Linked DNA regions of Homo sapiens: region 1 is linked to region 2. A link is a loop called in an ENCODE intact Hi-C map of the cell type or tissue named here. Cell type or tissue: endothelial cell of umbilical vein. All regions are shown on one strand. Each heading gives the region's core, and the rest is flanking DNA. Links, peaks and the distances in the headings are about the cores only.

Region 1 (10,521 bases), core at 3,217-8,216, 100 kb after region 2:
GAGGACAGATAAGCAAAGGGGTGGTGGGGACACTCTAGATGCTTCACCCACATCCCCTCGGGCTCCTTCCCCCACCCCATATAGCTTCCCCTCTCCTAATTCCCACAGCCTGTGCCTGGGACTCTTTGCAGGCCCGCCCGGGGCACATCCCCCTCAGAGCCAGAAGTACCCAGGAGTTTCAATCCCCACACTCACGGTAGCTCCTAGCTGGTGCAAGGGAGCATGCAGGTACAGTGCTCTTGCCTGGAGTCAGGACAGGCTCTGAGTTGACACTTGCCCTCCAGAGCTCCTCCTTTGGGAGGTCATGAGGTCATGAGGATGGAGCCCTCATGAAGGGGGTCAGTGCCCTTATAAAAAGCGACCCCAGAGAGCTCTCTCTCCCTGTCTCTGCCATGTGAGGGCACAAGGAAAAGTTGGCAATCTACAGCCCAGAAGAGGGCCCTCCCCCAAACCCGACCGTGCTGGTACCCTGATCTCGGCCTCTCAGCCTCCAGAACCATGAGAAGTACGTGTCTGTGGTTTATCAGCCCCCCCGCGTGTGGTACCGTGTTACAGCAGCCTGGATGGACTAAGACCCTTCTGCAGAGGGACTTTGTCTGAAACTGGCTTCCTCCCCTTCTTGGTCCTGCCCTTCCATACCCTTCCGTGTTTCTTGGGAGCACTTCCTTAATAAATTGCTTCCACACGAATCCGCGTCTCAGAAGCTGCTTCTGAGAAAACCGAAGTGATGGGGCCCCTGGGCTGCACAGTAATAACAGTTGTTACAGACGGCACCTCCTCCAACCCTCAGAACCAGACGGCCACAATGGTATTGACTGCATTGCACAGAGGAGGAAACGGAAACCCAGAGAGCAGAAGGGACTTGCCCAGGATGGTGGAGTTGGTGAGCAGAGCAGCCTACATTAAACCCAGCTCCAAAGCCAGCCCTGGGTCTTTGATGCCCCACAGAAAATACATGGGAGGAGCCCTGCAGCTCCTGAAAGGAGCTAACATCTCCCAAGCCCCACTTCCAGGGGCAATCTGGGGCCAGCCAGGTACTTAGATGGACAGATGACCAAGGAGAGACCACTCAAGCCCTCAGTTTGAGAATGCATTCCTCTGCGTTCACAGGCTTACCTGGAGCCAGTTCCCCAAAGCCCCACTGGACTTTTTAAGCCCCCAGAGGCCTTCAGACAGGAACCCACTGAGTCTTCAAACCCCCAATCTCCATGGGGTTAAAACAATCCCCAAAAGGCAGGACTTACTAGGAGTCGTTCAGAAACTGGCAAAAGCACCCTCTGAATAAATGTTCAGGGTTCCATCCGGAGACGCCCACGGTGACTGATGAGTCATCAGATAGCCAGCTGTCGCCACAGAGTGCTATATATAGAAGCTGGAGGGGTGCCTGGTACCTAAAGAAAGGGGAGGAGCACACACCTAGTAGGTGGGGTCTCAGCTGGGAGGCAGGCCTAGAGCACCTGGAAACTGCACCCTCAGCTCCCTCTGCCCCCCCAGCAAAACAGAATCTGGGTCAGCAATTCCCCGGCACAGAATGCCGCGTGAACTGGAAGCAAGCAGCAACAGGGCCGGACGTGGGCCATGCCAGTGCATTCATGATGATTACTGCTAATGATGGTAATGGGAGAATAATGGCTCAGTGAACTTCCCGCACATCACCTCGTCGTCTTCCCATCAGACATACACACTGAGGACGCGCTTGTATTGCTGCCATTTAGACAGCCGAAACAGAACTTCCAGACCTCAGGCTTGGTAGGCTGGGCCTGTGCTGTCCAGGACAGGGGCCACTAGCCACATGTTTCTACTGAACACTTGAAATGTGGCCCGGCCAAATTGAGATCCTCTGTCAGCATAGAATGCACACCAGACTTTGAAGATTTAGTTTCAAGAAAAGAATGTCAAATACCTTGTCAATAATTTTTTCCTGGTTTCATATTGAAATGATAATATTTTAGATACATCGGGTTGATCAAAATATATGATTAAGTCAATTTCACCTGTTCCTTTTTACCTTTTTAATGTGGCTTCTCGAACATTAAAATTATTAATACATATGTGGCTCACATTTGTGGCTTGCATTATATTTCTATTGGACAGTGCCGGGTTGCAGGCTGGAGGCCAGAACCTTCAGGAAATCCTGGCTATGCCCTCTCCTGACAAATAAAGCCTGCTTCCTGGTTCAAGGCTGAGAGAGGCCAGGGCTGCTCTCCAGACAATGCCAGTGGCCAGCTGCAGCTCCATGTACCGATCACAGAAGGTCCAGGTGACGCACAAAAGCCCCTGAGGGTCTGTGAACCCCAAACTTGTCCCTTATATCTTCTGAAAATGCACAGCTTTCCGGGGGAAAGATGATGAATTCTCCCTGGCCCTGTCTTCTGCCTTCCCCACTTAACCCCCAAGAGAGCTCCATGCTGTGTGATTGCATAATGAGGCCATGGAATAAGGCCACTTCACAAATGAAGCAGCTCTTTCCCTCACATATGCAAACAGCAGAGAGAGGCAAAGGAAAGTAGGGAGATGAGAAACAGAATGAGAAATGCAGACGAGACAGGCAATTCACACCAAGAGAGAGAAACTGTATCCCAGAGACAGACACACAATGTCACACACACTCTGCTCACTGACACCTGGGGGGAGGGGGAGAAGGGTGTGTGTGTGCACGTGTGTGGCGTGTTCATGTGCATGCATGCATGTGTGTGGAGCTAGAGAGCACTAGAGGCCGGGCACGGTGGCTCATGCCTGTAATCCCAGCACTTTGGGAGGCCGAGGTGGGCGGATCACCTGAGGTCAGGAGTTTGAGACCAGCCTGCCCAGCATGGTGAAACCCTGTCTCTACTAAAAATATGAAAATTAGCCAGGTATAGTGGCGTGTGCCTGTAATCCCAGCTACTCGGGAGGCTAAGGCAGGAGAATCGCTTGAACCCGTGAGGCAGAGGTTGCGGTGAACCGAGGTCACGCCACTGCACTCCAGCCTGGGCGACACAGTGAGACTCTTTCTCAAAAAAAAAAAAAAAAAAAACAAAAAAACAAGAGAGCACTAGAGAAAGGTTCTAGAACGAGGCAAATCGAACAGAACAGGGAAGAGATGAGCACAGGAGGCGAAAAGAAATGGAGGTTCGGGGAGTTGACAGCCTCCATTTTGTAGCAAGGCCTGCCCTTTCTTTCTATGTCAGTTTAAATTATTTACATCAGGACAATGGAAAGAATATAGATAGCAAAATAAAAAATGCGTCGGGGCCAGGCAGGCCCAGGATTCATGTGTGGTGGAAACAGAGTCCAGGGAGGAGGAAGGGCTGCCCGCCCTGCACCCAGGAGTGGGCTGGGCTTTGGGTGGCTGCAGTCAGGGCTGCTTTTCCAGTCACTCAGTACCTACATCAAGTCCAGAGTGTTGACAGAGCTGGAGCCAAACTGCACACCCCCAGGGGCAGACCTGGGACATTTAGGGAGCTGTGTGAGTCAGACAAGGCCTGGGGACACCCACAGACCACAACCCCTCTGGGGCCAGGCTGAGGGCTGCCTGGTGTTCGCCTGCTCCCAGAGAGGCTGACACTTTGTGCCAGCCTCCTGCCTATCCTGAGCTGACCCTTCACTGGCAAGTCCAGGGTCCCGTGGGTGACCATCAGTTAATCAAATCAAAGCAGCCTTCTGTGCTGCCAGGACAGGATGGGGAGAGGTTCTCCCTCCCCTTCCTAGGTAATTAGGAAGTGACTTCTGGAGGCCTGGGCCCACCTTGGTCACCTCACCTAAAGGAAGATTCTGTCACAGGGATGCAGGACGAATGTATCAGTCTCCTCAGGCTGCTGCAACAGAAGACCACAAGCTGAGTGGCTTAAACAACGGATATTTATGTTCTCACAGTTCTGATGGCTGGAAGTCCAAGATCAAGGTTTGGTTTCCCCTGAGGCCTCTCTCCTTGGCTTGCACACGGCCACCTTATTGCTGTGTCTTCACACGGTCTTTCCTCTATGCGTATACCCTGCCAGTGTCTCTCGTGGGTCCACATTTTCTTCTAGGGACACCAGTTGTATTGGATTAAGCCCACCCTAATGGCCTCATTTTAACTTAATCACCTCTTTAAAGGCCCTAACTCTAAATATAGCCACATTCTGAGGTCCTGGGAGTTAGGGCTTCCATAGATGAATGGGGTGTGGGGCACAGTTCAACCCATAGCAATGAAGTACCAAGAAAGACAAGGCCAGGTTCACACCAGGATGGGGAGAACAGTTCAGGGCCATGACCCTCTCAACGTCTGATAATCCCACTGTCTCCCTGCCTGTGCTTAGGGCCTCCTCCCAGTAAAGCTTATAGAAACCAGAGGCAACATTTCTGCAGGACAGGGGTTTGGGAGAATGTTGTTCCCATGGCTGGTAGTTGCTGTCTTGCCCAGGAGCAGGAGTTGTGTAGCCCCAAGTCCCAGTTCAATGCCTGGCCCAGCAGGGAAACTCTGATGGGGGCAGAACAGAGGCCATTAGGCAAGGCTCTGTGTCCTTACTCATTTAGAGTCTTATTGTCAATGGAAGTGACTCCAGAATAAATTTGGACTTCATTCACAGAGAGTTGAGGCCCTCGCAGATTTAAAAATAATAAAAGAAAAAGGCCGGGTGCAGTGGTTCATGCCTGTAATTCTAGCACTTTGGGAGGCAGAGGCGGGCGGATCACTTGAGGTCAGGAGTTTGAGACGACCAGCCTGGCCAACATGGTGAAACCCCGTCTCTACTAAAAATACAAAAATTAGCTGGGCATGGTGGCAGGTGCCTGTAGTCCCAGCTACTCGAGAGGCTGAGGCAGGAGAATCGCTTGAACCCAGGAGGTGGGAGCTGCAATGAGCCAAGATCACGCCACTGCACTCTAGCCTGGGCGACAGAGGGAGACTCTGTCTCAAAAAAAAAAAAAGAAAATAAAATAAAAAAGAAGGAAGGAAGGAAGGAAAGAGAGAGAGAGAAAAAGAAAGAAAGAAAGAAAGAAAGAAAGAAAGAAAGAAAGAAAGAAAGAAAGAAAGAAAGAAAGAAAGAAGCCAGGTGCAGTTGCTTACACCTGTAATCCCAGCACTTAAGGAGGCCAAGGCAGGTGGATCACTTGAGGCCAGGAGTTCAAGACCAGCCTGGCCAGCACGGCGAAACTCCATCTCTACTAAAAATACAAAAATTGGCTGGGTGTGGTGGTGGGTGCCTGTAATCCCAGCTACTAGAGAGGCTGAGGCAGGTGAATCGCTTGAACCCAGGAGGTGGAGGTTGCAGTGAGCCGGGATCACACCATTGCACTCCAACCTGGGTGACAGAGCGAGACTCTTTCTCAAAAAAAAATTAAAAAATAAAAATAAAAGTTTAAAAAATATATGACTTCAGCCCCAGGTATAGTCTGGAGGCAACTGCATGAGACAGAGAAAGAGAGAGAGAGAGAGAGACAAAGATACAGACAGACAAAAACAGAGACAGAGAGAAAAAAAAACTAGCTAAGAGCAGTCAACCCCCAGAAGAGTGAGAGATAATAATAACATGGTAGTCGTGTTTTTTGTCACTACGTTTTGGAGTGATTCATTATGCAGCAATAGATAACTGGAACACAGGCCAAAACACAATTGCGTGGGCACACGCACACACACAAGGTACACAAAAATCCTCCTTCACAGGACCTGTTTTGAGGCTCCTGGCAGCCAGCCTAGGTGCTGGTGCTCACGCCACAGACTCTGGGGCCAGCCTGCCAGGATTCACACCCCTTTCCCACCACTTCTTAGCTGTCCAGCCTTGGATGGGGAAACCAACACCTCTGCCTCAGTTTCCTCATCTCTGAACTGGAAACCATACTGGAGCCCTCCATCTGGGATGGCTGGGAGGATTAAATATGCTAACCCACATCAAATGCATGGGGCCATGCCAGGCATGCAGTCGGCACTTGATAACTGTTTGCTGGAATGATATGACTCAACATCTGCCTTTCTGCTTCCTAACAGGTGGGCTGAGAAACACGCCATTTCCGGCAGACACGCCGCTGACCATCTTTTTCCATCACACTGAGGTCACCAGCACAGCCTCACACTTATTTGTTTTGTAAAAATGTCAGCAGCTGGGCCAGGTCCCCTCCCCCAGCCCCTGTGGAAAGTCAGCTCCCTCTCCCTCTGCAGGCGCTTCAGATCTGTCCCTGCCACTGTCATCTCCCGCCTTTGCCTTGCAAACCACAGATTAGCAGAAGACAAAACGCTGGCTAAGGGCTGACCTCAATACCTGCTTTTAAAGTCCCTTGGCCTGGCCCAGCCACAGAGCTGTGGGACACAGGATGAGCAGGAAGCAGACAATAACAGTTGGCTGGGCTTGCAACATCCTCTTGCCTCTCCTTTTGTGGGATGGCTAAATGGTGCAGCTTTTGGGATGCCCTGGTGCCTCCTACGCATGGAGGACCCACTTTCCAGAGGCAACTCCCACAGCCAGGAGGGGACAGGATCATGACAAGGTGCTTGCGGCTTTGCCAAGTCCTCCTCACTGCCCTGGGCTCCCCCAGGGTACCAGCGGAGCCAGAGGCCAGGTTCTTCCCATGAGGAAGCAGGGGGTGGAAGAGAATAAAGTCAGCAGAAGACCCCTTTTCTGTCTAGTCAAGGCCCGCCTGGCCTCCAGAAAGGTCTCCTCTGCCTTTTCCTCTGGGGCAACCCCTTGATTGTGCCCCATACTAAATCCCCTGTCATGGGCATTCACGCTCCTCTGACTTTCCAGCTGTGTCACTTTTGGGGGGGCTATTGCCACCCGTGGGCCCTGTTTCTCACTCTCCATTTGTGGTAACTGGCTGCCTTACCCAGCAACACAACCCTCCCCTCCCCTTTGACCCTCACATCTCCCTCCAGGTGGCCTCTGCCAGACCTAAAGCAGGTGCCCGGGCATCTCCTCTCCAGCCTTGTTGGGCTGCAGGATGCACAGGATTTCGATAAGTTCTCCAGCTCTCTTACGCTAAGTAATCCCTGCCCCAATCCCTTGGGTCACCTTGAAAAACCATTCTTAGTCTCTAATGAACCAATTGGTTCTTTAGAAAAGACACCTGGAACTTTCTTTGCAGCGATGAGCCATGTTTGTCAATGGGAGCACTATTCATATTTGGGCCTGGACAAATCCCCATTGTGTGGGACAGTCCCTCCCCCATTGTTGGATGTTAATTGTCCTTGGCCCCCTGCCTGCTAAACTCCAGTAGCACCCTCTAGTCATTGTGACAGCCAAAAATGCACCCCTATTTCCAAATGCCCCCACCCCCAGGTGGAACAGTCCCTGAATAGGGAAGCACCATTCATCTCAGGATAAAATTCTTTCTCCGCCACAACAATCACCAAGCAGCATCTCCCTGCAGGATCAGTTATGCGCGCTTGATCAGCCCAATCTCCCTCATGTTATGCAACCCAGAGTCAACGCCGCTGCACAAGTCTATTCTGTTTCTGCATTCACAGGCTCATACTGTGAGCAGGGACTCCAAAGTACGCTGAGGAACTCGGTCCCTAAATCTATCCTCTTTATTATAGATTGTGTGTGGGTTGCCCCTGACAGATAATTCTCAGCAAAGCGTTTACTGAGAAATCATTTGTTTAATTTCACACGCCCCCTTCCATCACTGGCATTACTTTAAAAAATAAAAATAAAAGTAAAAGAGCAGCCATTGTTGGAAGAGTTCCATTGGAGCTGTTTGTTTGTCAAGGTCCATTGAGTCAAAATTCCCAGTTTAACTTTGAATGCTCAACGCTTCTGCCCCTAATGTGAGGTTGGTGTTTGTACCTTAAAAAGGGAGGGGAAATTGAGTCTTTGAAAGAAAGAAAAAAGGGAATAAAATAATCCTCCCTCTGTAGTGTCTATACTTTTTAACATAACATGGGAGTGCAACTACCTTTTTACCAAAACACGTCTCCAGCTTGGCGTGAAGTCCCCACATCTGGATCCGCCAGGAGGGAGGAACATCCATTCTGACAGGGACATAGCCTTGCACACACCTGCTGACACTTCTGCATCGCTGTGAGTCTAGCTGTAGTAGCTACATTGGGTCGTTTTCCTTTTTAAAACAATAGTTCTTAACACCAAGAGCTTCTTGCTGGTGTCATAAAATCCCCGTCTCACATTGAAGACCTAATCCTGAAGGTTTTTAAATCTCCCAGAGTCCACTTGTGATGATCTGATGGACCCTAAGGCCTCTCTTCACAGAACAAGACAGACACATGTGTGGACACATAGGGTATGTCCACATGCGTGCACTCACTTCCACAGAACTTTACACATAATCACAAAGCCTCCTAAAGCCTGCCCTCAGGCAGTCAATTAAGAACCCACCGCTGGTTCCACACATGAGGAAATTGAATGTAAAAGCAGCTTTGGTGGTACATACAAATATGATTCAGTTTCATGTGGGAAGGCGACCAACTCTCAAACTGTTCTTCCTGAAACAAGCCACTAGCCTCGTGTAAAGACAATAGCCCCTGTAGATGGAGATGGTGAGAAAAAGCTTCCAGAGACCACTGTCACTCCTGAACACTCCAAATTTATGTGGACTGCTAAGGAGAGAGACCAGAAAGCAAAGCAACCTGGAAAAACTCAAAACCCGTTACCCCAAAGTAAAACAATTCCTGTCGATGGCAGTTCCTGTAGATAACAGCACCACATTGCCTTGCACTTGCACAATGCTTTACCCGGCTCAAACAGCTTTCACCAGCATTATTCAGCAGTCTCACAACTGCTCTGTGAAGTCAGGACCACTATAATTGCCCCCATGTATGGGTTGCAACAAAGGAAGAGGGCTCAAAGAGTGGAAGTGATGCCTGAAAGGACACGTTGGTTGGTAACGGTAGTACTGACTTAGTCTGTTCTGGTTTCTATAACAAAATCCCTTAGACTGGGTAATTTACAAACAACAGAAATTTAGTGGTCACAGTTCTAGAGGCTGGGAAGTCCAAGATCAAGGCATCAGCAGATTCCATGTCTGGTGAGGGTTCTCTGCTTCAGAGATAGTGCCTTTACCCTGAGTCCTCACGTGGCAGAAGGGACAAACAGGCTCCCTCAAGCCTCTTTTATAAAAGCACTCATCCCATTTATGGGAGTGGAACCTTTGTGACCTAATCACCTCCCAAATACCCCACCTCTTAATACCATCACACTGGGGATTCAGTTTCAACATATGAATTTTGGAGGGGCACCAATGTTCAGACTATAGCAGTAGGCAAGCCTCAACACTCAAGTGCTTGTCAAATCATGCTGCATCGCGCTTTTGTGATGTTCTTCTTTTACATGCCATTGCTGATGTTCCATTGGCCAAAGAAAGTCATGAGGCTAAACTCAACATGAGAAGGGACTACCCATGGATGTGGATATCAGGACGTATAACTCATTTGGGGGCCATATTTGTAACCACCTACCACACACACGAGTTAAAGCATCTCCCCTCCCACATAATGACCGAAATATCATCATTTATCTTTCAGACCATTGCCCTCTTTTTGCTTGCGCTTTGAGAAATCAGGCATGGCTTTATTGAATATCCTATGACCCAGCAATTGTATTTCAAGATATACAGCCGAGAGAAACAAGTGCTTGTGCGCACCAAAAGCCCTGCATGCAAATGCACGTAGCAGCTTTATTCACAACAGCCTGAAACTGGAAACAACCTAAATGCCTGTCAACGGGAGAGCAGATAAACTAATCATGGTATACTCATACAATAACACACTATACAGCATTGAAAAAGAACAAATTACTGCTACATATAACAACATGGATGAATATCCCAGATGATATTGAGCAAAAGAAACCAAATTCACGAGAATATGTGTTGTATGATTCTATTTATTTGAGGTTCAAAAACAGATAAATCAGCTGGGCGTGATGGTTCACACCTATAATCCCAGCACTTTGGGAGGCCAAGATGGAAGGATCACTTGAGCCCAGGAGTTTGAGACCAGCTTGGGCAACATAGTGAGACTGTGTCTCTATTAAAAAAAAAAAAAAAAAAAAATTAGCCAGGCATGGTGGCACGAGTCTGTAGTCCCAGCTACTCAGGAGAGTCAGGCAGGAGGATGGCTTGAGCCCAGAAAGTCGAGGCTGCAGTGAGCTGCGATTGCACCACCACACCACTGCACTCCAGCCCAGGTGACCCTGTCTCCAAAAAAACAGACAAATCAAGTCTATGTTGTTACAAGTCAAAATAATGGTTACCTTTGGGGGGATAGAAAGTGGGAGGGGACACAAGGGAGCTTCTGGGACAGGTGCTAGAAATAGTCTCTATGTCAACCTGGGTGACTGTGGGTCTGCACATATGTAAAGAGTCATAGACTTGTACACTTAAGATTGGTGGACTTTACTGTGCTTATAGCTTAACTGTTTTTCAAGTACAACATTAAAAGTAAGAATGGAATTCAGGTGCAGGCTTGGGGCTGGAGCCCAGGCTGCGGGGTCCACCTCGGGCCTCAGGGGCACGTCTGGGAGGGCAGGGCCCAGCGCCCAATTTCGGGAGTTAATTCCAGGCGTTGGTGATTTCCTAGGGATTAACTGGGGCGGAGGGTGCATGCTTTTG
Region 2 (10,521 bases), core at 3,718-8,717:
TTACTACACACAAGGATTCATTATATTAAATAATTTGTAAACTCTTCAACATAACCCCGCCCAGTTGTCCTCCTTGAGAAATTGCCAAAGAAAACTGATGTGAGGGAAAGAACTACAAAAAGGGTAAGATGTTTTGCTGTTGTTTTAGACCATTAATTTTTCTCTAGCCAGGGTAGGTAAATTAGTAAGTAAATCTGTCCACACATAAAATTTTTTAATTAATAAGTTTGGCATAGTCTGCTTCTTGACCCACAGCATCTTTTCTCTCTTTTCTCCATGCTGAGAGAATGAGCAATTTTAGCGGGACACATGGCCATCCAGAATAAAGACTACGTTTCCCAGCCTCCCACTGCTAGGAGTGACCATATGGAGAAGTTCTGGCCAATGAAATACAATCAGAAGTATCACGTGATAGGCCTGGGAACTTTCCTTACAAAATAGCTGCGGGCACCCTCTGCTTCTACTTCTTGATCTTTTCCTCCTTTCTGCTGGCCACAGCATGGATATACTGACTGCAGCTACAGTAGTTGTCTTTGACCATAAGGTGACCTGGAGACGAGGCCATGCATGGCAGAGCAGCACAATAAAGGGAGCCTGGGTCCCCATGGACTTCATAAGCAGAATAGCCATGTCAGCCATGGACTGCCACCTCCAGACTGCTATGCAAGAGAGGAATACACTGCAGCCTTCTTTTAGATCTCTTTGTCACTTGCAGCCAAATGCTGTTCTGATAGGAAATCTGGTTTTGCCTGTATGAAGGGGCACCAAATCATTCCTCTGCCCAGAGGACTGCCTCTTCTTGGTCTGGCCTTGATCCAGGAAAGGATGGCTCTCTCTCCTGCTCTGGCTTCCATAAAGGCACCACTGGGTGGTAGGTGACACGACGGTGACCTTGTAAAGACGGAGACAGGGCTTTGGAAAGGGAAGAGTCCCAAGCCTCAAGTCTTGCATGAATGGGAAGGAAGCAGTGAGCCACTGCGGTAGATTTTGAAATGTGGCTGCAAATTCTTTGACATTTTTCTTTCCCATTAAGAGCTGGAGTCTAAATCCCTTCTCCTTGAACATAGGCCAGCCTTAGTGACTGGCTTCTAATGAATAAAATATGGTGGAAGTGATCCTGGGTGACTTCCAAGGCTAGGTCAGAAGAGATGCAGTGGCTTCCGCCTGGCTCTCTCTCGGGACACTTACTCTTGGAACCCATCTGCCATAGTGTGAGGAAGCCAAGCAACCACTTGGAGAGGCCACATATAGGTGTTCTGATCCACAAGTCCAGTTAACATACTAGCCGACAGCCAGCATCAACCACCGGACATGGTAGTGAGCACGCCTTCAGATAATCCAGGCCGCAGCTTCCAACCACCCCAGCTGCCACCAAGTAGAGCAGAGAAGACCCGTCCCTGCTAAGTCCTGCCCAAAGTGTACACTCGTGAGCAAAATTAATGTCACTATTTTAAGTCACTAAGTTTTGCAATGGTTTGTTATATAGCAAAAGATCATTGCAACAGCTGCCTGCTCTGCCCACATCCTTTATGCTAGCATATGTAGGTCCCCCAGCTACCACAAAGCCCTCTAGAAAGTTCCAACCTCATTTCTGTGGGTTCCTGAGAAAAAGGCAGGGATCTTGGGCCACACCTGGGCTGGGAGGGCTAAAGGGGGCACAGGTTGGCGGAATCAAGTGTCCAAAGTGGGATAGGTCACGGCAGAGGGAGCCAGCTGCCCATCCCTGCCTAGCAATTCTAACCAGAGAGCATGTGCATGTTGGTGTATACACACATGCACAAACACACACACGCACACATACACACACACACACACAAACACACACGAAGATGAACCTCAGAACAGAATCCCAGCACCCCAGGGTCCATGTGCAGCACTACTCACTCGCTATCTTGCCACCTAAAGATTCTCTCGGTAGGGCCCACCTGAGAGGAGCCAATTTCATTCCATGAAAGTGGACATTACATAGGTGGATCTTGACATGTCCAGGAGGATTTCTCTTTTTTTTTTTTCTTTTTTGGTTGAGACGAGGTCTCACTCTGTCGCCCAGGCTGGAGTGCAGTGGCGTGATCTTGGCTCACTGCAACCTCTGCCTCCCGGGTTCAAGTGATTCTCCCGCTTCAACTTCCTGAGTAGCTGGGAGTACAGGCGTGCACCCACCACACCCAGCTAATTTTTGTGTTTTTAATAGAGACAGGGTTTCACCATGTTGTCCAGGCTGGTCCCGAGCTCCTGGTCTCAAGTGATCCACCTGCCTCGGCATCCCAAAGTGCTGGGATTACAGGCATGAGCCACCATGCCCGGCCAGGAGGATTTCTCAAAATGAAGCCTAAGGTCCAGTAGCATTAAGAGAGGGAGAAGACACCTCCTGGGGGACCTAACTGCTAGGAGAATCTCTGTGGTTTTCTGCCAAGAATCAAAGCTCTCTCCCTGTTGTGAACTGAAGTGTGTCCCCCAAAAATGTATACGTTGAAGCCTGAACTCCCAGTGCATTTGGAGACAGGGCCTTTAAGGAGGTAATTGAGGTGAAATGAGGTCATGAGAGTAAGGCCCTAATCCAAAAGGACTGGTATCCTTATATGAAGAGGAAGAGACACTAGAGAACTTATCCTACCCTTTCTTTGTACTTGCACATAGGAAAGGCCATGTGAGGAAACAGAGAGAAGGTGGCCACCTGCAAGCCAAGGAACGAGGCCTCACCAGAAACCAACCCTGCTGGCACCTTCATCTTGGACTTCCAGCCTCCAGAACTGTGAGACAATAAATTACTGTTGTGCCAGGCACGGTGGCTCACGCCTGTAATCCCAGCACTTTGGGAGGCAGAGGCGGGCGGATCATGAGGTCAGGAGATTGAGACCATCCTTGCTAACACAGTGAAACCCCGCCTCTACTAAAAATACAAAAAATTAGCCGGGCGTGGTGGCAGGCACCTGTAGTCCCAGCTACTGGGGAGGCTGGGGCAGGAGAATGGCGTGAACCCAGGAGGCGGAGCTTGAAGTGAGCTGAGATTGCGCCACTGCACTCCAGCCTGGGTGACAGAGCAAGACTCAGTCTCAAAAAAAAAAAAAAAAAAATTACTGTTGTTTAAGCCACCCAGTCTGCCATTTTTTGTTATAGCAACCAGAGCTGACTAACACATTCCCTGAAAGAAACAAAGACAGAAGGACTGGGGGAGAAAGAAGACCCCAGGCCATCTTCACTTCATGGTCAGTGACACAGGGCAGAAGGATGGGAGATGAAAGGAGGGAGGGAGGAAGGAAGGGAAGAAAGAAAGGAGGAAGGAAGATATCGTGGGAAGGATCCGTACTTTAGGGCTCAAAGGCACCTTCACTTTCCTACCCCATCTCATCATTACTTCTTGTTTCCTCCATCTCCCCTTAATAGAGTCATGCAGGAAGCCCTTAGCTACTCTGCTGCCATCTGCCCTGTTTGAGTACAAGCCCAGCAGAGCTGCACTGCAGCCAACATAGACAATCTGGCAGGACTCCAAGACTTCCGGGTTAGGATCCCAGCTTGCAACGCGTTACTGAGCAATCCTTCATCTTGCATTCATTCAGCAAATTTTTGATCAATATTCATTCCGCAACTGTGGACCTAGTCGCAGCACTGAGCGAGGTACATGGGGTCCCTGCTTTCTTCTTCTGCGGGAGATGGACAAAGAACAAATAAATGTACAAATGTCAATTGGTAGAAAGTCCTATGCTAAGAACCAAACCAGGGTGCTGTGGTGGAGTGCCTGGGGAGCTCCCTCTGGTGAAATGTAAGCTGAGATTGGGAGGACACAAAGAAGCCAGCATGTGATTATTGGAGGAAGAGCATTCAAGGCCAAGAGAAGAGCTAGTACAAAGGCCCTGAGGCTGGAATGAGAGAGGTATGTTCTAGAAAGAGCAGGAAGGCCAATGTGCCTGGAGTTCCCCAACCGGGTGGGAGGAGGGGGAGTGAAGAATGTGATAGGAGATGACATCACAGAGCTCAGCAGGTGCCAGATCACATAGGGCTGGGCACACCAAGATAAGGAGTTAGGATTTCAGCTGGGGTTAGGAAAGGAGGTGACGTCATCAGATTGCCATTTAAAAAAAAAATTGCTCTAGCCATAAGATACTATTAGTTTTAAAGGGAAAAATAATAACATAGTGAAGAGAGCAGGCCAACACCACCTTAGCCAAGTGATCAATGTTAACATTACCGGTAATGGAACAAATGGGCATCACGTGCCTCCTGATACGATGCATGGAGGACACCCATCACTTGAGTGGCATTCCTGCGAAACATGCAGTATCTGAATCTGATCACGAGAGACATCAGACAAAGCCCAACTAAGGGTCAGTCTATGAAATCGCCAGCCCTTATTCTTCAGAAGTGTTCATGTCATGAAAGACAAGGATAGACTAAGGGACTATGCTGGATTATAGGACACACAACAACAGATTACACAACAGGCACACAACAACAGATTACAGTGTGCAATTCTGAATTGGATCCTGAACCAGAGAAATATTTCTTTTCTTTTGTTTTGAAGGACATTAGTGGAGCAACTGACAGGATTTGAATAAGATCTGGGGATCAGGTAACATCTGTGTAAATATCTGTGTATATTTCCCAATTTTGATAAACCGTACTGTGGTTATTTAAGAGAACATCCTTGTTGTTTTTGTTTTTAGGAAATGCACCCTGAAATATTTCAGGGTTCAAGGAGCATCATGTCTAAAATTTAATCTCAAAAGCTTCAGGGAAAACAGAAATGTGTGTGTGTGGAGAAAGCACACAAAAATTGGTAAAAATGTTAACATTGGGGGAATCTGAGGAAAGTAGATTCAGGAAGTCTTGGCACTCCTTTTGCAAGTTTTCAAGTCTGTAATTATTTCAAAATCAAAAGTTTACAAAATAAAAATTAAGGCTGGGCACAGTGGCTCATGCCTGTAATCCCAGCACTTTGGGAGGCCGAGGCAGGTGGATCACCTGAGGTTAGGAGTTCAAGACCAGCCTGGCCAACATGGTGAAACCCCATCTCTACTAAAAATATAAAAAATTAGCCAGGTGTGGTGGTGGGTGCCTGTAATCCCAGCTACTCAAAAGGCTGAGGCAGGAGAATCTCTTGAACCCAGAAGGCAGAGGTTACAGTGACCCAAGATCATGCCACTACACTCCAGCCTGCGCTACCGAGTGAGACACCATCTCAAAATAAATAAATAAATAAATAAAAATAAAGTCCACTCTGGCTGCCGGGTGGAGCATAAATATTGGGGGAGGGGCAGCATCAGGAGAGGTAGGACCAAGGATGGCCTAGGGTGCCGTGCTAGGAGGAGACAGGGCCAAGGCCTTAGAGTGTACAGAAATCAGGACCAACAGGCTTTCCATCTTAGGAAAGCCACTCTGTCCCCCACCATGCTGCTAACAACGGACCCAGCCAGTGCCCACCAAATGGCTCCTGCAGCCTTCCTTTGCAGCCACACTGAAAAGCGATCAAATGTGAAATCCCAGGGAGGCCAGAGCAATGCGGCCAGCACTCAGCTCCGGGAGGCTGGTCAGGGAAGGGAGAGATTGGCTGCAGCCCCTGCTGCCCTGTCACCTGTATCCACGAGTGTCCCCCACTGTCTGTTGCCCCCTTGGCCGGCCTCAGCCCCTCAGGAAATAAGACTCTCCAGGCCCCAGCAGGCCTTTTGACCCAAGCCGGGGCAGCCGGGGCTCAGTTCTGAAAGAATAAAGGAACAGGCTTTCTCAGGGGGCTGCCCCTCCTCGGCCTGGTGCAGGGGACACGTGGCACAGCCAGCAAGGCTGTCTAAACAAGCAGGGGTTGAGCTGCACACCAGGCGCCACGCTCATTAAACTGGGGGCCAGCCGCAGGGCTAATCAGCCAAGCGCCTCCAGACACCGTAGTCTTGCAGGTGGATGGTGCCCCTCTGGCCTGCACACGTCTCAGTGGAGGCCGGGTAGTCTCAGGATCCCGGACAAACGAGCCAGAAAAGCCTCCTTCTCCCACCCTACTCCATCATGCGCAGAAACCAACAGTACTGTGGGGGAAGGACAGAGGGAGGTTTACACTCCCCACACGATCGCCTTTGGGAAGGGAACTCTGATGGACTCCCTCCCCTGCTAGGCAGTTCACCATCAGACACCCACAGCCTGCTTTGCTGGATTAGAGGCAGCAAAAAAAGGAGGCCAAAATGTAGTCATGCTGATAGATTGCTATCAGCAGGCCCATAGGAGAGCCTGTTCCTTTATTCTTCTGAACTCTTTCATGGAGACGCCGCCGGCTCAGGCATGGTGACTCAGACGCTCCAGAATTCGGAGCAGCCAGGACCATGGGTCTGGGTGGGGACGTCAGCCTGTGTGTCAGGCCCAGCCCTGGCACCCAGCCAGCTGGGAGGCTGGGAGGCTGGAGGTTTGCAGGCTCATAAAAAGAAATCGCTTGTTCCTCTGCCAGACAAGAATGAGCCAGGTCCGGCGGAGAGAGAAGAAAAGCACTGCTGCTGTGGGATATTCATGCCCAAGATAGTGTCCTTCTGCAGCTCTGGAGGCTGACAAAGATCTGCTTCTTCGGAGCAGGCAGCAGCCACATCAGGGAAGAACTGCACCTCTGACCCACTTGCCGGTGACCCAGTTGCAGGAGAGGAAACTGGGGCGCCAGGAGATGGGATGACTTAGCCCCAGGTCCCCCACGAATGCCTGCCCCCCGACTTCCCTATGGCAGGGTGGACACTGGGAAATCTGAGGACACAAAGAAATGATAACCCATGCCTTCCAAGTTAGTCCGGCCCCTCAGGCGTGAGTGCTCATGCGTTTTGCCCAGACTGGGGCAAGCCTTAGATGTTTTCATATTTTTCAGAATCTCTCTTCTTGACTTGAAATGGCACGGCCAAAAGCATTGTTTCTCAAAGAAGCTACGGATGTAGGACCAGTCTTGTTTGTGTTTGTTTGTTAATTAATTCCAATCCGTTATGGACAGATACTTCTGTAAAGTACAATAAAAATGATTTGCTGGAAAAATGAAGCAGAAAAAAACACAACATAAAACACAAGCCCAAACCTCTACGGTTAGATTTAACAAACACACACATACTCTGTTGACTTGCTATAAAAGTTTCTAAACACTTGCTCCCAGTTTCTGTACTTAGCTCACTGAGGACAGGTGCCAGACAGCTGTGGACTGGCACTCACCCACCGAGCACACTTCAAGTAGCGGCGGCAAAAAGTCAAGGTCAAAGCAGATGGGTTCTGGCCGGGCACGGTGGCTCATGCCTGTAATCCCAGCACTCTGGGAGACCAAGGCGGGTGGATTACCTGAGGTCAGGAGTTCGAGACCAGCCTGATCAACATAGTGAAACCCTGTCTCTACTAAAAATACAAAAATTATCTGGGCATGGTGGCAGATGCCTGTAATCCCAGCTACTCAGGAGGCTGAGGCAGGAGAATCACTTGAACCTGGGAGGCAGAGATTACAGTGAGTCAAGGTCACGCCATTGCACTCCAGCCTGGGCAACAAGAGCAAAACTCTGTCTCAAAAAAAAAAAAAAAAGCATATGGGTTCTAATTCTAGCCACCTCTATCACTAACTGGCTGCATGCCTTTGCCCTCAGCCATACTCTCTTCTTTTGCACATAGCCAACTCACGAATCTACTCACACTACAGTCACATGTGCAAAAGAAGATCTCATTTCTTTACTTTGTCTATGGAGGATCCATTCTTGGTCGAGCATAGCAAGGCAGGGTGGGGTGATGACATTTTAGTTGTACAGAGTAGACTAAGTGCAGTACAATTGTTTAAATGGTCCTTTTAGGCAAATGCCCAGGCTCTCCCAGATTCCCACCCCACCACCCCTCTCTTCTACAAGATGGAGTTTAGGTGTATGGAGGAAGGGAATAGAACTTATGTCAGTGTTTCTCAAACTTTAATGTGCAAACAAGTCCCCTGGGGAGCTTGTGAAAAGTGCACATGCTGATTTAGCAGGTCTGGGGGCAGGCCTGAGATTGTGCACTCCTACCAAGCTCTTGGGTGATGCCAAGGCTGCTGGGCCTCAGAGCACACTTTGAACAGCAAAGGGGCATGAGACCTTACACAGGCAGAGAAATCAGGTCTCATTGCAGTGGAGTGGCTGGTCTAGGCTGCCCCTGAATGGTAACTGCTGAGGTGCAGATGGCTCTCCCTGACTAAAGTCTGAGGCTGGACAACTCCTGGCCCAACTCTGGGTGCATGCACTGTCATCCCCATCACCCAGACAGGCCAGCTGTGCTTCCCCTTGAAGACTGTGATGTCCGCCATCTGGACGGTGACCCAGGCCCACGGGGCCTCGACACACCTACTTTCCACCATCCCCACACAGGGGCACCATCGCCAAACCCAAGGAACTAAGGTCAGCTCTGCTTACCACACCATGCCACTCATTGAGTTTTTCTTAAGCAGAGTCCACTGGATGAATGCGGGGTGCCGCCTTCATACTGTGTCCTCTCCCAACCCTCCCTACAACCGGGAGCAAACATACCACTGCCTGAGGCATGCCCCCTCCCCTCTCCAACATACTTCCCTCCCTCGGGGCAGATCCCAGAGTAGATCACATTGCTTCCCCCAGCTCCAGCTCCATCTTTCCACAGTCCTCCCAGACCGGAGGAACAGCCTCTCCTGATGCCTCTTCCCATCCCTCTTGATACACTGAGTAGGAATTAAAGGAATGTAGGAAACCCTTTTCTCTCCACACAATGCCTGGCTTGCAACCCTATTTCCTCTTTGTGGATTCAAACACAATCTAATTTGACCAAAGCTGAGCAATGTCTTCATTCGTGAGCACTGGCTGCCGTTTATCGAAGCTCTGACATCCATGGGAAATACTGAAGTCCAATAAAAATACTGCCAAGAGCCAGGCGTAGTGGCTCACGCTTATAATCCCAGGATTTGGGGAGGCTGAGGCTGGAGGATCACTTGAGGCCAGGAGTCTAAGACCAGCCTGGGCAACGTAGCGTCTCTATTAATTTTTTAAAAAATACTGCCAAAAATGACTCCTGCTCCCTGTGAAATTCTCTCTCTAGCCCTGAGAATCTATGAAAGGGCCATCCTCTTGCCAACTTAGAAGCAGAGCACATTTCCTAAGGAGGCTTGGAGCTGAGGGCTTGGATGACCCTATCCTCCCACAGACAATCCGTAAGCACCTAGTGGGTGTCAGGCACCAGTGGGGGACCAGGGAGACAGGTGAGCCACACAGTCAAAGTCCTGCTTCCAAAGTGCTCACAAGCTTAGAGTAATGACATCACCACCATTACCTATGGTGACACTGTGATCTGCCACCCGGCCTCTCAGCTCTCAACCACATCAGGGTCTGTCTCAGCTGCTGAGAGCCGCCTGGCTGAAGCAATGGCCTCCAGGGTCAGCCCAGGCCCAAGGACTGATGACTGCAAGGGGATCACCTGGGGACAACTCAGCATCCCTGGCTGGGTATGCTCAGGTTCAGGGCAGGTCATCCCTGGCTAGGCTCCTGCTCATCACGTGGCCGGGTGCTGGAAGAGCTGCACCCAGATGGAAGACGCGTGCCAGTTGCAGAGCTGCGAGCTGTTGGCTGGGGCCTTGGCGCCCTGGCTGATAATCCCACGCTGTGTAACCCTGGGCTGAGTGTGCTACACCAAGAAGGGGAGAAGACAGAATATTCTAACAGGCTGTGGGCCCCCGCCGCCATCTGGATCTCGGTTTCCTCACCTCTGAGGGGTCTTTTCCAGTTCCAATATGCAAATGGTTCATCACTCGCTGTAGAATAGAATCAGAGCTGTGATATGCTGTCCACGTGGCCCACAGACTCAGGGAGGGTCTGAAACTCTGCCAGGGCCTACTGTGCTCCTTTCAGAGGAGCACCACCCCACCCAAGGCACCCCAGGGTGTCTCAGGAGGGCGGCCCAGGACCACTCCGAATGCACTGAAAGCTGACTGTGTTCAGTAGGGGAGAGGGGCCCCTTCTCTAAATATTTTCTCTCCAGGTTTGGCTGGAGACAGTCACAGCCGGTCAGGGGGCTCAAAGAGGCGCCAGGCCTGCCAAGAACCACCTGAGGATGGCGTTTGTGAGGAAAACCCAGGGAGCAGGGCTGGCCCACTCCCAGGCAGCAAAAGTACGGGGCCACCCTCCCCTTCCTGGGTTGGAGCCAGGGCACCCACTGTGGCTGGAAGGGAGAAAGGGAGTTGTGGGCCCAGGCAGCCCCCAGAAAACAGCCCGCAGCCCTCCAGTCAGCTGCCGCGTGTTTGTTTTCACAGCTGCTCCTCCAGCTCGGCTGTTCCAGTGAGCAAAGGAATCTGTTTGTCTGAGAAAAAGAATGTGGCAGAGAGGCGGGAGGCAGCCCCAGGCAGCCCCGGCAGCCTCCTCAGCTTCGGAGCTCACCAAAACCAGCCAGCCACCTCGGGGAGTCACCCAAGAGCCTAGATGGTAAGGTCACAGACTCAGAGACACCTTCACCTCCCCCGGCACCCTCCAGACAGCCCCGCTCCTCCGTGGACCAGGGCTTTGCCCAGAGACCTTGGGCAGGTGCCAGGCTGGCAGCCTGGGCACA

The links. A loop is a pair of places that touch in the nucleus more often than their neighbours do. Peaks named below come from ENCODE experiments on the same cell type or tissue, not always from the same donor. Only the 100,000 strongest peaks of a DNase experiment are listed, where the experiment ranks them.
Region 1: a loop joins it to region 2, with 3 times the contacts of the local background. A loop is called at or near these places in 2 of 110 quality-filtered maps.

Annotation. Positions count from the first base shown.
Region 1 is chrX:39,854,520-39,865,040 of GRCh38, forward strand. No RefSeq gene overlaps it. Among named protein-coding and RNA genes, the nearest start is that of MIR1587, 22 kb to the left of the region's middle. RefSeq lists enhancers at 839-958, 1,229-1,308, 3,410-3,910. In endothelial cell of umbilical vein, for the core only: no CTCF peak of the experiment used is centred there; a DNase peak (open chromatin) is centred at 5,982; H3K27ac peaks cover 1,036 bases.
Region 2 is chrX:39,749,530-39,760,050 of GRCh38, forward strand. It overlaps LOC105373178 (a long non-coding RNA gene), which reads left to right and starts at 10,308. Exons shown (of 3, transcript XR_949026.2): 1 at 10,308-10,397. RefSeq lists enhancers at 3,117-4,316, 5,162-6,111. In endothelial cell of umbilical vein, for the core only: no CTCF peak of the experiment used is centred there; DNase peaks (open chromatin) are centred at 3,972, 6,372 and 8,662; H3K27ac peaks cover 3,703 bases.